Regions from separate parts of the Homo sapiens genome. Here region 1 is linked to region 2. Evidence: chromatin contacts called from ENCODE Hi-C or POLR2A ChIA-PET data. All regions are on one chromosome and are shown on one strand. The core of a region is the stretch at or near the end of the contact, and the rest is flanking DNA. Distances in the headings are between cores, read along the strand shown. Region 1 overlaps CAMTA1 (calmodulin binding transcription activator 1). Region 2 overlaps CAMTA1 (calmodulin binding transcription activator 1).

The links. A loop is a pair of places that touch in the nucleus more often than their neighbours do. ChIA-PET counts read pairs that join two places held with the same protein, here RNA polymerase II (POLR2A).
Region 1: a loop to region 2 is called in a map of posterior vena cava, with 17 times the contacts of the local background. The contact joins two enhancer-like sites. A Hi-C loop is called at or near these places in 2 of 168 maps with a recorded cell type or tissue (posterior cingulate gyrus and posterior vena cava). POLR2A ChIA-PET finds 5 or more read pairs at or near these places in 2 of 52 experiments (A673 and WTC11).

What each region holds. Positions count from the first base shown.
Region 1 is chr1:7,488,843-7,493,639 of GRCh38, reverse strand. All of the region lies in intron 6 of CAMTA1 (calmodulin binding transcription activator 1), which reads right to left. Among named protein-coding and RNA genes, the nearest start is that of CAMTA1-AS1, 50 kb to the right of the region's middle. RefSeq lists an enhancer at 1,304-1,939. Within about 2 kb of position 1,680, at least 12 of the 41 ENCODE cell types and tissues checked have a DNase peak (open chromatin) inside an H3K27ac peak, as active enhancers do.
Region 2 is chr1:7,453,852-7,459,122 of GRCh38, reverse strand. The region is part of intron 5 of CAMTA1 (calmodulin binding transcription activator 1); the gene reads right to left. Among named protein-coding and RNA genes, the nearest start is that of CAMTA1-AS1, 15 kb to the right of the region's middle. RefSeq lists an enhancer at 1,077-1,744. Within about 2 kb of position 3,527, at least 6 of the 41 ENCODE cell types and tissues checked have a DNase peak (open chromatin) inside an H3K27ac peak, as active enhancers do.

The sequences.
Region 1 (4,797 bases), core at 431-2,930, 36 kb before region 2:
CCCTGGGGGATGGATGCTGTGCTTTTGAGGAATAAAAGAAAGGTCAGAGAAGGATCTAAAGTGTGTGGATCCGTCGTTGCGTGCCTGGTACTGTGCTTGGCACTTTCTTATGTGTGCCCCTGCGCGTGTGTGTGTTTGTATGGTTATGTGTGTGCACGCCTGTTTATATGTTTTTGTGTGTTTGCACGTGTGTTTGTATGTTTGTGTGTGCATGTGTGTATGTAGGTTTGTGTTTTTGTGTGTGTGCACGTGTTTGTTTGTGTGTGCGCACGTGTGTTTGTATGTTTGTGTTTGTGTGTGCATGTGTGTGTACGTAGGTTTGTTTGTGTGCGCATTTGTATGTTTGTGTTTGTGCGCGTGTATGTTTGTGTGCGTGTGTACGTAGGTTTGTGTGTGCGTGATTGTACGTTTGTGTGTGCGTGTGTATGTAGGTTTGTGTTTGTGTGTGTGCGTGTTTGTATTTGTGTGCGCGTGTATGTAGGTTTGTGTTGTGTGCTCACGTTTGTATGTCTGTGTGTGCGCGTGTGTGTATGTAGGTTTGTGTTGTGTGCTCACGTTTGTATGTCTGTGTGTGTGCGCGCGTGTGTATGTAGGTTTGTGTTTGTGTGTGCGTGCATGTGTGTTTGTAGGTTTGTGTTTGTGTGCGCGTTTGTATGTTTGTGTTTGAGCGCATGTGTATGTAAGTCTGTGTTTATGTGTGCGTGCGTGTGTGTTTGCAGGTTTGTGTGTGTGCACGTGTGTATGTAGGTTTGTGTTTGTGCATGTGCGCGTGTGTTTGTAGGTTTGTGTTTGTGCGTGTGCGTGTTTGTATGTTTGTGTGTCTGTGCGCGCATGTGTATACGTAGGTTTGTGTTTGTGTGTGCACTTGTGTATGTAGGTTTGTGTGTGTGTGCGCGCGTGTGTGTATGTAGGTTTGTGTTTGTGTGTGTGCCTGCGTGTGTGTTTGTAGGTTTGTGTTTGTGTGTGTGTGTTCGTATGTTTGTGTTTGTGTGATTGTATGTGTTTGTGTGCGCGTGTATGTACATTTGTGTGTGTGTGTGCACGCGTGTGTGTATGTAGGTTTGCGTTTGTATGTGCGTGCGTGTGTGTGTTCAAGCCCTCACAGTGCTATGCAGGAGCGGATGAGCTCTCTCTCTTTCATGGCCATGGAAACCCTTTCCATCCTTCACTGCTGCCTCCTGAGCAGCCCGGGGGCTGGTGGCAGGGGCATAGAGCACCCTTGCTCATGTGCACACCCCAGCTGAGGATCCCAGACTGCAAAAGGCCGGAGCCAGCTCTTCTGAGCCTCTATGCATGTCACGCCCGTAAGCCCTGCCCAGCCCTAAGCAGGGCAGAGCAGGTCCTGGGCCCCCGTAGTGCCTTCCTTTTATCCTCTTCACTGAGAAGTTGTGCTTTCTGCCGACTTCACTCTATAAGCTGAGTGTATCGCCCTGGCCTTCCTCGCAGAGGATGATGGGAAAGACGCTCTACCAAGGAGGACTTGCTTAGCAACTTCCCAGCTGGGGTGACCATCATGCTCTTGGACGGGAGGGCACCCTGAGCCTAGTGGGAGCGTGTCCCATCCTAGACAGGTTTCCTCGACTCCACCCTAGAGCCAGGGAGTGGCCTTGAGCCTCCTGTTTAGAAGCTCTAACCAAGCAGGTGACATTCTGACATCCACAATGTGGCAATCAAGACTTCCAGGGTGAGCTGGCCAGAGCTGTGGACACAGATTCGGCAGCAGCATGGGTCTTTGTTTCGTCGGAACACCAAAGCCTCGGCAGAAGGGAGCCCATTAAGTTTGCATTTTCCATCATGGAGCAAGTAAACAAACCCAGAGGAAGCTCTGCCCATCACTGAGCTGGCTTCGCGACAGGAAATGGTATGAGTGACTTCGTTTTTAAACATTATTATCCTCTTGAAAGCAAAAGATAAAGGATGCCTTGAAGCAGCCAAATTGCTTTGGCTCAAAAATCATTTTAAATACCATTTCCTTTAACAAGCCTGCTGCCTGGGCAACGGATCAACACTATTCATTTTAACCTTAGTCAGTAGAAAAAAAAATCACCGAAGTGCTTGTAATTATTTAACGCTCTGCCTTTTTCCCCGCCCAGATTGGTTAACTAATGACCAAAACAATGCACGCCAAGCCCTGTTTTAAGCAATTGGACAATCGGCAGTACACGCAGAACATTCCGGAACCATCTTCCCTCTGTGTCTACTCTAAACATGGGCGGGGGGATTCAGGGTTAGTTTTGGCCTTTTCCAGAAAGTGAGAGAAATAGCCTTCCCCTCTATGGTTTGTGTTTGTGAAATCACCAGGTGGGGGTGAGAGTTCACCCGTGCCCGTCCTTAAGTAAACAAGCATCAAGAGGCTCCTTGAGAAACCTTATGAACAGGAAAGAGGGTGGGTGGAGTCCTCCCGGCTCTGCCTTGGTGAGTGCGGCTCAGGTGATGGCAGGGGGTACATGGAGGCCGGGGGTGGTCTCTCAGGGTGCTGTACAGCCCAAACACCATCAGAAAAGCTTGGAGGAGTTCAGATGTGGAGGTAGACCATGCTAGAGCCTCCTTTTTGTTTTGGAAGGGAACAGAAGGAGTTTCATTAGGTTATTTGCAAACAACAAAACTCACACAAATTCAAAGAAAATGACATTCACAGAACAAAAGCTGAGTCAATGGATCGGAGCTGGAGTGGGGAAGAGACAAGCACAGAAGGAAATATCTTTGCTACCGAAGCCAGAAGTCCTAAACTGCTTTGGGGTTATGTCCTCAGCCTGGAGGCCCAAAGTCTTCCCAGGAAAGAGCATCCTGCCTGAGAGAGGAAAGCACCTCCCACTTTCTGCATCAAGGAGAGGATCTCGGCCTGACAACCCAGTCAGAGGACTCCTGCGGCAGCAGCACCTTCTAGCACAGACCTCAAAAGGTAACGCACGGTGGCTGGGTGCCAAGGCCTCAGGTCACACTGGCCACTCCCTGGCAGAGGGGCTGCTTTGTCACTTTTTTTTTTTGAGATGGAGTTTCGCTCTCGTCACCCAGGCTGGAGTGCAGTGGCACAATCTCGGCTCACCGCAACCTCCGCCTCCTGGGTTCAAGCGATTCTCCGGCCTCAGCCTCCCGAGTAGCTAGGATTGCAGGCACGTGCCACTACGCCCGGCTAATTTTTGTATTTTTAGTAGAGACGGGGTTTTGCCATGTTGGCCAGGCTGGTCTCGAACTCCTGACCTCAGGTGAACCGCCTGCCTCGGCCTCCCAAAGTGCTGGGATTACAGGCATGAGCCATCGCGCCCGGCCAATCACTGCTTTTGATAATGACAGTTCCGACTTTATGGAGGGCTCACTGTTGTGTTCTGGGCAATCGATGCCCGCGGCAGTGACCGCACATTCCTAACTGCATCTCTTATGGAAAGCACATCTCCACATTGTGCACGGTGCAATCCCATGCGAGGAGGCATAGCAAGGGAAGCTCAGCACCAGATTCACCCAGAGGACAGGCTGGTCCTGGATGTGGGGAGAAGAGCTATTTGCTCCTATCGTACTCTGCAACATTAACTAGGATGCCCGAGTCACTCCTGTAGCAGAAAGCAGTCACCCTGAAGCAGAGGCTGCCGCGGAGGGCTTCACCTTCAGGACGTCACCACAGAGCAGGCCTGTGAGATCCAATATCCCGGCGTGGAACATTTCCTCGGGGATCCAAGTGCCCTCCCGTAACCGCTGAAAGTCACCCCATCTGCTGAGCAGCCAGAAGCAAGCTGATGATGCCAGTAGCCAGTCACCCCGTCTGCTCGGGGCCAGACATGGAGGAGTGGGGACGGACATGTCCCACCCTCGTCTAGGTCATGGGATGCTGGCCGAAGGCCCCTGGCATGGGAACTGCTCCGGGCCAGGGGTTGTGGAGGGCTGGACAGGAAAGGAATGAGGATCGCCTCCACCACTACAGCCTCAGGAGGGTGGGGAGGCTGGATGCGTGCCACTTTAACGAGTGTGTATTTACCAAATGGATAAATTCTGCGCAATGCTTTGCATTCCAAATAACTTGCCACCAGGTCCCTTGTGAGTCTCCACCTGCCTAGACTGTGAGCTTCCTAAGGGCTGGATCACCCCTGCAACCCTAGCACCTGGCATACTACCTGACCCCTAACACGCATGGATGCCTAAGGAGTGAGTTCCTCCGACACCTGGAGAACGAGATGCAGAGGCTCGCCGGGAGCCCCAGTGCCCTGCATGCCAATGGCACACATCTTCTCCAAACACAGCCTCTCTCTAAAGAGCTGCCTCAAATCAGCCATGCCTTGCCCTGACAGCTGTTTCCTTCCCCTGCAAAGACCCTCGAAAGATCTCTTGGCTGTGATTTGATTTGAGCTCTTCTGGAAGGTCCTATAGAGGGCCTTATCTAGGTTGTTGAATCTTTTTCAGCATCTGGAAACGGGGGACAGAAACAAATGGGAGTGTGTCTAGGGGGCGGCAGGCATCATGGCCCCCCTTCCCAGGCCAGGGCCCACCTGTGGCAAAGGAGGCCCCAAATAATAGCCATCCTGGTTTTCTTGCATGTGAGGCCACGGAGTGTGGTAGCTGTTGCCGAAGGTGACTGAGGTGGGGAGAGCTCAGATTTACCCAGAGGCTCTGTGTCCCTCTTTGCAGAAATGTCAGAGCCCATGTGGCGCTGGGGGTGGCAGCGTGTGTGTGTGTGTGCTTGTATGTATATGTGTATGTGTGAATGTGTATTGTGTGTGACGTGTGCATGGGTATGCATGTGTGTATAAATGTACATATGTACACGTCTGCAATGTGTATTGTGTGTATATATGTATGTGTATATCA
Region 2 (5,271 bases), core at 2,278-4,777:
CTCAGACACCCGTGCCATTGGCTGAGAGTCAGGTCTTCTTTGGGACCCGCCTTCATCAAAGACAATGAGATGAAGTCCTGGAGCTGCTCCCAAGACTGTCCTCGCTGAAGGATTTGGTTTGTATTAATCTAAGATTAGACCAAATGATTCAATTCACATATTGCCTGCAAAAGCATGGCGCCTCAGAACTTGTTAAATAGTGAATTGCTTTAAAACGAGTTTGAGCTAAATGGATTGCAGTCTGATTCAGCCTCCAGGGTTGGGTCACAGCAGAGATTTGGAATATTAGATCGTCATTGACCAGGGCTCTAGCCTGGCCTCTTTCCTAAGACAATCTGCAATGGTGTCTCCCAAAGCAGCTTGTGGCCCTGCCACGCCAGGGGACTGAGGCCAGACAGCAAGAGGGCTGGCCTGGATCCCCAAACCCTGATGCCTTCAGGTTATGAAGTCAGGTGCCGGCCACAGCTCAGGCCCAGGCTCCCCAAGTGGGACTAGAGGCTCTCCTGAAAACAGCCCCTTAACACTGCACTTTCTTGGGGGACTCCTCTGGGCAGGGGCGGGAAGGCTCCCCAAAATTCATTCTCCAGGGCTCCCTGGGAGAGTAGCCGTCCCTTGGCTTGGCATTCTGGCTGGTCCTGTCCTTCCACAATGTTAAATCACTCTTTCTGCCATAGTGGACACAGGAGGATGAGGAAGGGTAGCCCTTCCAGGGACCTCACCACCCTCCTGGAAGGAAGAGTAGTATGAATCCCTCTCTGCAGATGTGGGAACTGCAGCTCAGAGGCATCAATTCCTTCCTTGGCAGAGGTCACAGGGGCATGATAAAGCTAGAATCTGAACTCCAGTCCCCTGGCCGGCAAAGCCTGCAGGAGTTAACCCCGTCTCCCTCATCAGAAGCCCTGGTGCACACCCTGGAGGGACACAGGGGACCAGGTGGCCCAGTCTGGCCATGAAGGTTGGTTCCTTTGAGATGGAGGCGATTGAAGAGCAGATAGAAACCAGGAACGGCAGCAAACGTCAAAAAGCTGGCCACCCGCCACCCCCTAGTCCCCACCCCCAGACAGGAAGCTGGTGAGGGAAACAGCCAGAAGAACCAGGCAGCGCCAGGCAGGCGCAGGACACGTGGGCGCCCCACCCCATCATGAGGCAGAAAGTGCCTGCGGGCCTCTGGCCGTGGGGGACAGGACAGACTCCTCCCCTGGGTATCTGGGTCGGCCGGAGCTCCGCGGAAGGGGGATCCTTGGGCAGGCAGAGAGCACCAAGAAGACCCGCCAGGTGGGGACCCTGGAGACCCCAGAGCTCTGCTCAGGAGGGAGGACAGGTGTGCCGTCGAATGGGGAACAGGAAGGAGGGCCCCTCGGTCTGGATGAAGACCAGTGAGAAACTCTGCAGGGGGGTCATGGAGAGAGGGACACTGGGTCTTCAAGCTGGAGGCTCCCCCAGCCTCTCTGAGGAATGTTCTAGATTGCTTTTGCAGCATAGGCCCTTTTGCAAGCTGGAAGGCAAAATGGGAGCAGAGGTAAGAGTCGCGGAGAACAGTGTGTGCTCCAGAAAGGAACCAGGGAGGTGTGCAGCCTGGCCCGGGGACACTGAGGGGCATGGGACACAGCCTGGCCCGGGGACACTGAGGGGCAGGGGACCTAACCTAGTAGTCCCCTAGGAGGCTGGCACCCGTGCCTCTGCCCCCACCCACCTCCCCTCACCTGAGCTCCTTCCTGTTGGGGCCCCCAAGTATCTGCAGGGGAAACATCTAAATAAAGCGGCCGCCGGCCTAACGACGACATGAGTGAGGAGGGCAATAAAAATTCAATGAATTTTTAGATAAAAAGCCATAAAAATCATGTTGAAAGATATAAATAAAATATCTGGAGCTTCAGCTTTATTGTTTTTGGGGGTTCCAAGATTAATAAATTAGTGGGCATAAAATGGAATAATAGCTAAAAATTGATAATAAGGTAAATTTAGATTTAGAGAAAGAGTTGATCCAAGTCATGAATCTCAAGTCAGAGAAGGCCAGGGGTGGGTGAGGGGCACGTTGGCGCAGGGGGCGGGTGAGGGGCACGGCGGCGCAGGGGGCGGGGCGGGTGAGGGGAAATGGAAGGGAGGGAGGAAGAATGGGAGGGAGGAGGAACGGGAGGGCGGCGCCGAACTCTGCTGGGCCTCGCTCCACTCTCCACATGGGCTGCTCCCATCTGGGCCTTGCTGCACGCTCCACATGGGCTGTTCTCGTCAGCTCTAGCGCCTGCTGCTTAGGGTCACGTCCAGGAACCTGGCCACTCTCACCTGCCTGTTTTCCCACCCTCTGAGGACGTTCAGCCAGGCCCACATGGGCCCCTGCTGTGTCCCAGCACCTGCCAAACCGCTTTGGGGAAGGCAGCCCAGCTCCTCACCCTGCACAGGCCCAGCCAAGCGGGAGCTGGAGACCTGCACCTTTCGTGTCTCAGAAATCTGTCCTGATACCTGGCTCCCTGCGGGCCCCAGCAAAGAACAGGCTTTCTCTGAGCTGGGTGTGCCAGGCTGCTGGGATCTGCGGTCCTGTCATCAGCAGGAGCTCTGCTCAGTGTACGTGTATATTCTTGCTCAGTTATCTCCCACCCACTGGCTCTTGTTCTTTTAGCCTATTTCAATGTATCAGTGCTGTTGCTATCTCAAATACTTCCTAAAAGTACTGGGCATAAATAATATATAAATAAAGTGAAATTCCCTCTCTTTCATCAAAATGTACCGCTGAGACCTATTTCTTGGAGCCCTGCCAAGTGGCTAGAGCTGGTCTCCAGAGTGGTGTATACTGGTGATGGCCTGCCTTCCTCCTTCCCGCTCCCTGTCCTTCCTCCCTCCCATTCTTCTTGCCTCCCTGCCCCCCTTCCTCCCTTCCTCCCTCCCTCCTTCTCTCCCTCCCTCTCTCCCATTCTTCCTCCCTCCCTCCCATTTTTCCTCCCTCCCTTCCATCTCCCTCCCTCCCTTCCTCCATCCCTCTGTTATGGGTACCCCCTCACCCTTCACCAGGTCTGCCTGCATTAAGCACAAGGGATCTCTGACGAATGCCTGCAAGTAGCTCTGGGTCTGATGTGTTCCTTATCAACAGCCTGTTAGGCCAGCAGGGGTGTTGTGTATTTCAGCCTCAGGGATGACCAACGGTGGGACCCTGAGCCTTGGTAAGGAGGCTCAGGCTGTACCCTCTGGCGCTGGGAGCTTCGGCTACACAGCCCCAGGTGGCCGGCCTTTCTCTCTACTCATCTGCCATTCCCAGAGGAGAGCAGATGCAGATGCCAGGAGCCCACTCCCCGAGGCCATTCTGGACGGCACGGAGGGCCAAGTGCTGCCCAGAAATCAGTGGCTCTCTTCTCCTGTGGGCAGGCGTCTGCGGGGCTGGCACTGCCGGGATTCCTGGCTGTGGTTACTACTCAGCTCCAGAGCCTGCTGGCATCCAGCTCCCCAGCGCCGCCCGCTCTAGGCACCTGTGACGCCACGTAGGTATCCACGGCACACTCCAACATGTGCGGCTGCATGTGGCCAGGGAGTCTGGGCAGGGATTCTTGCTTAAAACGGACAACAGGGTTTTGCTTATGAAGCAGGTGGAGGGAAACGCCGGGCCGGTCTGTGGCTATGTTAATGCAAGGCTGAGCTGTCTGCCAGGACATTAAGAGGAGTTGGATTCCTGAAACCAGCTTTCATCAGCAGATTTTTAAGGTTAGAATTACTCTCTCCTCTTGAAGGCTTGCCAAGGTTAATTCGGCCTGAGCATGCAGAATTAATGGGCTGGGCAGAGGGAATCGGCCTTTTCCCGATTTTTTCTCAAGTTCACGAAAACATCTCTACAAAAGAGAGCAGACAGCAGGGCGGCATCAGGCCTTCCACCTGGGAGCCAGTGTCGGAAACACACACGCAGAACCATGCCGAGCCGCGGCTCCTGCACTAGAGAAGCAGGAGGGATGGGCAGCATGTCTTGTCCTGGAACAGACTTAGCAGGGTCTGCACAGCAGCGCCCCTTCCCCTGAAAACAAATGTGCCTCAAACACCTGCAGATGCGCTGCCCCAGCCAGGCCGGCCCTGGATGCCCCCAGGGCCCTGAGTGCATCGGAACCTCCGAGGCTCTGGCACGGAGCAGGGGGATGAACCCCAGCTGAATCACTCAGTCTCACTGAGCCCTGACTTCATCATCTGCAGAATGAAAATAATAGTAATGGTGAGACTTCAATAATAACTGCTGATAAAATAAGTCTGCAGTTTAGCAGAAAGAAGGGCTGCACTGTGAGCGCTCTGGGATCTCGGGCAGAGGAGAAGCCAACCTTCCTTTAACACAGGGACTGAGGAACTTTGCCCCTTGCAGGAAGAGGTAATGTCCCCAGGGAGCTCTGCACCCTCAGACCCAGGCTGACTGAGGCCTCCCGCCCAGCACTGCTGTCCAGGCCTCAGACCCTCAGGAGGAGAGAGCTGAGTAGGACGAAGCGGGGGTAGAGGCCCCTTCCTATCCTCCCTGATCAGGCAGAGAAACTCACTCGGTCCTCCTGGATGGAGGTCGGGGTGCCTGGCCTTGGGCCTGGGGTGCCTGGTGGAAGTTTGGGCACTAAGCCAGACTTGGGTTTGAAACTCGCCTGCACATCTTAGCAGCACTGATGACTGTGGGCCAGTGGCCGCGACACTGAATCACAATGTCCTCATTAGTAGGGAGGGGATGAAGGATGACCCTGATCTTGCAGGTTTGTTGGATTAAATGACAATACGTTTGCAGTGACTGGCACATAAAAGGTCTTCGATAAACACAAACCTCCTCAGTTTCCCCAGACACGGGGCACTCTGTCCCCTGCCTGCCCATCTCTTGATTACAGCAGGATCCTCCTAATAGCTCCCCATGGCTCAGGCGGCCACCTAGTGGGGACTCCCGCCCAGGAAGTGTGAGGCGAGGTCGCCTCTGCCATTTCCTCTCTCCTCAGCTTCCTCAAGGAGTCCGGGCTGTTTTAAAATAAACGGCAGCTTCCAAGGACTCGAGAGCCCTGCCCAAGTGCAAACAGAAAGGGGGACAGAGTCAGAGCTCCCCTCGGGGACATAAGCTCTGGGATCCCCTCCCCACTGGATGAGCACAGGGACCTCCTTTTATAAAAATGTCAGATCCTCCCTGGTTCCGCTCAGGTCTCCCCTGAAATTCCCAGCTCTCTTCAGAACCAACCACATAGGTCTTAACCCAACACGCCTGCTGCAGCTCACCACAGTGGATGCACCTCCAGGTCCCCGGGCTGCTGCGGGGGGCCGGGTCCCAGCATGAGTGAGCAA